Regions from separate parts of the Mus musculus genome. Here region 1 is linked to region 2. The links are chromatin loops, found by intact Hi-C in ENCODE. Cell type or tissue: heart. All regions are shown on one strand.

Region 1 (2,500 bases), 370 kb before region 2:
AGGATTAAAGGCGTGCAATACCACGGCCCAGCAGCAGTTAGCTTTTCACCATCCTTTCTGTCTAGATAATACCCAAAGACAAATCCTACAGGGACAAGTATATGAACCCAGTGCTCACTTCTAAGCTGAAATAAGGTCATCTTGACTGCTTCAGCCTGGTACCAAGCGTGACCAAGGACAGCCGCAGGGAGCTAGGCCACTCTATTTTTTCTTTTTTTTAAAGACAGGGTTTCTCTGTGTAGCTTTGGCTGTCCTGGAACTCATTTTTGTAGATTAGACTAGCTTTCAACTCGTAGAGATCTGCTTGCCTCTGTCTCCTGAGTGCTGGCTAGGATTACAGGCATAGGCCACCACTACCTGACCTGAACATACCACTTAATAGATTTTAGAATATTCTGTTTTACTTAACAAGATATCTTGATACACATTCACGATGTGGCAAGTTAAATGCTTTGTTCTTTTTAGTTTTACCGTTTTATATTTATTTTTGAGACAGAGTATGACTATAGCTTCAAATTCATGGTCCTCTTGCCCCAGCAAGAACTGAAGAAACCCAGAGCCTTTCGATGTTAGTACTCTACCACGGAGCTGCACCCACACTCCTCTGGGTTTTTGATCTATTATTTTTGTTGTATGCATATATGGTTATCCTTCAGTATCTGTGGGATTTGTTCCAGAACCACCTATGGATGCCAAACCCATAGATGCTCAAGTCCCTAATATAAAATGGTCTGAGCTGGGCGTGGTGGCACACGCCTTTATTTAGCCCCGGCACTCCGGAGGCAGAGGCGGGCGGATTTCTGAGTTCGAGGCCAGCCTGGTCAATAAAGTGAGTTCCGGGACAGCCAGGGCTGTACAGAGAAACCCTGTCTCGAAAAACAAAACAAAACAAAAATAGTCTGGTATTTTCTAATAACCACAACCCTCCCACAGACTCCAAGTCATCTCTAGATTACTTGAGACATGGAATACAGTAATAAACGCTTTGTAAATAGATGACGCATCCAAATTTCTCCCTGCTCCCTTCAACACTTTTGTAATATCTTACTGGGTAACTACTATTTTGTAGTTCTCAAATGTAGGAAGGAGCCAGTACCAGAGGGGCAGGCGGGTGTGTGCTCCTGGAGTTAATCCTGACATAGGTGGCCCAGCTTGAAGCCTATTCGTCACTCAGCGGACCAAAAGCTACGGACTTTCCACGCTCGCTCCCCCCCCCCCACTCCCCCCCCTCGCCCCAGCTACTTCCGGCCTGGGGTCTGTGCAGCGACTGCAGCCGCGCAGGCGCGGGCCACTTTAACTTCCGCTCCGCGCGCGCTACAGCGGGCCCACTCACTGAATCTGCGCGTGCGCCAGAGGCTTTTTCCGGAGCGGAAGTTCTCCCTTTTTGCTTAGCCTGCTTTGCCATTGGCTGGCTGTGGGTTATTTAAGGACGTCATTTCCGGCCGCCCGTCCTTTCGCGCTACCCGGGGACGGGTCCATACGGCGTTGTTCTTGGTGAGTCTCACGTGGAGCCCTCGGCGTCTCCGGACGCCGCGGGACGCGCGCTTACTAGCTTCCCGCGCCATGGGTGGGCGCGGAGGGCGCCGAGGCTGCGTGTGCCGGGGCGGCTTGGCTCCTGGCGGCAGCGCCACGTGCTGGCCCGCAGTTAGGTGGGGCGGGCGCCACTGCGGGGCCCTTCTGCGGTTCGCGCCACGCTCGAGGGCCCTGTCGGCAAGATGCTGGGAAAAGTGCTTGTGAGGCGCATGGAGATGGGACGGGAACTGCCGGCCAGTCTCGAAATACAACTCCCGAAGCACCCCGATCATGGCCGCCTTTGCGCAACTCTCGGTGCAAAGAAGCAGCTATACTTAAGTAGCTATCCTGTAGTCAGTGTGCCTGCGGAGGCGCTAACTTCAACTGTCCAGTTTTTCTATATGTGCTCTGCTGACAAAGTCACTTTCCTTAGTGACTAGGTGGCCAGAAAAATCGAAAGGCAAGGAGGAATAAGAACACAACCCATTTCAGCTCAGATGATGTGCTGCGCCTAGTGGCATACGCCTTTAGTCCCCCTCTCAGGAGGCAGGGCAATCTTGTGAGTTCTAGTGTCAGAAGAAAAAAGATGAATTTTATTCCTTTTTTAGATTCCCATCGTAACTTAAAGGGAAACTTACACAATGTCCGGAGCCCTTGACGTCCTGCAGATGAAGGAGGAGGATGTCCTCAAATTCCTTGCTGCGGGAACCCACTTAGGTGGCACCAACCTTGACTTTCAGATGGAGCAGTACATCTACAAAAGGAAAAGTGACGGTCAGTTGCCACCTGTGATAGTCAGTTCCTGACTATGGTGCTCTAATGGGTATAGTGCCTGGTAACTGAATGGTTGGTGTTGGAGTGCTACTCTGGCTTGTGATGTAACTAAGAGGATGTGTGGGAAGGGGCCAGAGGTCATGGAGGACTGACTGACCCTGCACACTATTAAAGCTCAGAGTGGAGGCCAGTCTTGGCCAGTGAACTTCTGAGT
Region 2 (2,500 bases):
ATGCACTTTGTTTTCTTTGCTGAAACATTAGGAACATGAACTGTCTCTTCCCTGAAACCTCTAGGTTCATCAGCTTCAGAACAACAGGTAGAGAGAGCTGTTTGTCACCCTCAGTGTATCAAAATGCATTTAGCCAGAGGCAGTGCCCTGCAGGTGTGGGTGATGCTGTGTGTCTTCAGAGTGGAAGGCTTTAGGTTAGCACTCCTGGAGTTGAGTGCCAGGTGCTTCTGCCCAGCACAGTCTGGAGTAGACGGGCTCCTCTGCCTGTCAGCCTGGCATTCTGGAGGCCACCAGAGCAGCCTGCCCTGCCTACTGAAGGACTAGTGACAAGCTGTTCTCCTGAGGGGGTAGTGTCCATCACAGTAAAGGAACAGTTCCACCCCAGCCACGGTGGCAGTGCAGCTCCTGGGTCACCAGCTATCCTGCAGCTAGAGGAAGGAGTGGCTACAGCCCAGAAGTCAAGCAGTAGGTCACCCCAGCACATCTGTTCATCAAGCGAGATGTCTGCATAGCATCTGTATGAGTGAAGGGCAGTCTTCAGTGGCAGCGTGTTAAAAGTTCAGCAAGAGAACTGACTGGACAAGGCTTGTGATAAGAATCACTCTTATCCATCAGGATAGTGGGCATACAGAGTAGGGCAGAGGCCATGCAAGGGAGGCTCCACATGTTCCTCCAAGGAAGCAGTATGGAGTCGGGTTGGCACCAGAGGGGGCGGTGGGGGGGTTGCCAAGCTGTCCTTGGATGTTCTAGATCCCAGGCACCACGGGATGACAAGACTATGAGGATCAGATTGGTGAGTTCTACTCAACAGGAGTGGGTGGCTCACCTGTCTGGCTGACATCCTGATCGCTGCCGCCCCTAACTAGAGAGTAACCTACAAACTTCATGCAAGAAGCAGTTACAGACCTGGGTGTGGTGGTGGTACAAGCCTGTAATCCTAGCACTAGAGAAGCAGAAACAGAATGGAGGAGTTGAAGGCCAGCAGGGGATACTGGAAACCCTATCTCAACAAGGGATCACAGCTGTCAACTCGCAAAAAGGTTTAAGTTCTTGGGGAGTCTTTAAGTGCTCACAGGTTAGAGTACAGGGTAGCCCAGTTACCCTAGAGAGCTTGGAAGGGTCTCTAGAATGCTCCAGAAGAAAGCTGGCCTTTTTACCTCCAGTTTACTGTTAAACATACTTCTTACCTGAAAGCCATTCTTGAAGCCCTTTGGGCAAGACACGTGGTCTAAGGAGTGGAGACAGAATTGTTAGTCCATGTTAGTCATGACTGATGCTTTGGGGAGCAGGATGAAAACAGTATCCCTCGAAGTCTGAAAAGGGCCCTCCATCCTTGGTCACCAGGATGGAGTCTGAACAGATGAGAGCCATAGACTTGCTAGAGGCTAGGGATAGTTTATTTACAACAGGAAGAACAGTTTGAGTCTCTAGCAGCCCACTTGGTAGACCAAGAGTGTCAAAATGGAAAGGTTGGGTACCAGGGGGGAAATGCATTTAAACTGAGGCAGATTAAGGCTAGCAGTGGTCTATTAGCGCCCTCTTGTGGACACCTAGAAAACCATGGCTCCTGGCCAACACAAACAATCACCTTACAATCAGCCCTGTGGGCAGTTATCCACACTGATCTCAGCCCGTCCCTTTTACTGTCCATGAAAGCAGTCTTAACTTTCTGTCACTTGGGAGAACTGGTAGTGTTTATACAGCCTTATCCTCGGACTGTACACAGCCACAGCACATGCCACCAGGAAGTTAGTTCTGTGTCAACAGAGATATTTGCTTATGTCCTCTCGTGAGTGAATAAGCCAGAAAAAACCTGAGGCTTCTGCATTGTCAGTAGTGAGTACATACAGCCTGGACAGTCTATAACAGCACTCCCAGTGTATGGCTGGGGAGTGTGTGTGTGTGTGTGTGTGTGTGTGTACAGAGGAAGACTCATTCATTCGGGAACCCTCGGAGAATCAGGCTCTTCCACTTCCTGGAAATGACGCTCCAGGTGTTGGTTTCTCTGGATCCAGCAGTGCCGTACGAGGCGGTCCCTGGTTCAGGTATCCCCTGGAGAATCTTGAGAGGTGTTCTTTTACTATAGTAGTAACCCTGACAACAGGCCCTTTGGGCAGCTGTAGTTTACCAGGCCCTGGCCCTCCGGCTCCCTCTTGTCTTGCATTGTAAGGAAAGCAGTTGATGTCAGCACTCACAGCCGAGTCTTGCCCAGTTCCACGGGCATCAGATTCCATCCTTCTCCACATGAAGGCCAGCAGAGCTCCGCAGTTACCCCTCGCAAACACTCATTCTCCCTCAACCGTCATCCCACCCCCTTGAGTTCCTGCCTAGCATGCACAAGGGCCTGGGTTTGCCTCTTAACAAATACACATAAACTGACAAGAGGTGGGAAGAGAAGTTCAAGGCTATCCTCTGGTACATAGTGAGTGCAAGGCTAGCCCAGCACAGGGGAGACTGTGCGAAGGCAACCCTGACTCTGTCCCCTCTCACTACTGAATAC

The links. A loop is a pair of places that touch in the nucleus more often than their neighbours do. Peaks named below come from ENCODE experiments on the same cell type or tissue, not always from the same donor. Only the 100,000 strongest peaks of a DNase experiment are listed, where the experiment ranks them.
Region 1: it touches region 2 in a loop (4-fold over the local background); 9 of 42 quality-filtered maps call a loop at or near these places.

The regions. Positions count from the first base shown.
Region 1 is chr9:120,126,337-120,128,836 of GRCm38, forward strand. It overlaps Rpsa (ribosomal protein SA), which reads left to right and starts at 1,430. Exons shown (of 7, transcript NM_011029.4): 1 at 1,430-1,494; 2 at 2,121-2,286. The coding sequence starts at 2,154. It overlaps LOC115485682 (a small nucleolar RNA gene), which reads left to right and starts at 2,444; the gene lies at 2,444-2,500. In heart, no CTCF peak of the experiment used is centred here; a DNase peak (open chromatin) is centred at 1,355; H3K4me3 peaks cover 1,871 bases; H3K27ac peaks cover 2,382 bases.
Region 2 is chr9:120,495,338-120,497,837 of GRCm38, forward strand. No RefSeq gene overlaps it. Among named protein-coding and RNA genes, the nearest start is that of Eif1b, 4.0 kb to the left of the region's middle. In heart, a CTCF peak has its summit at 1,536 (motif pointing left); a DNase peak (open chromatin) is centred at 1,554.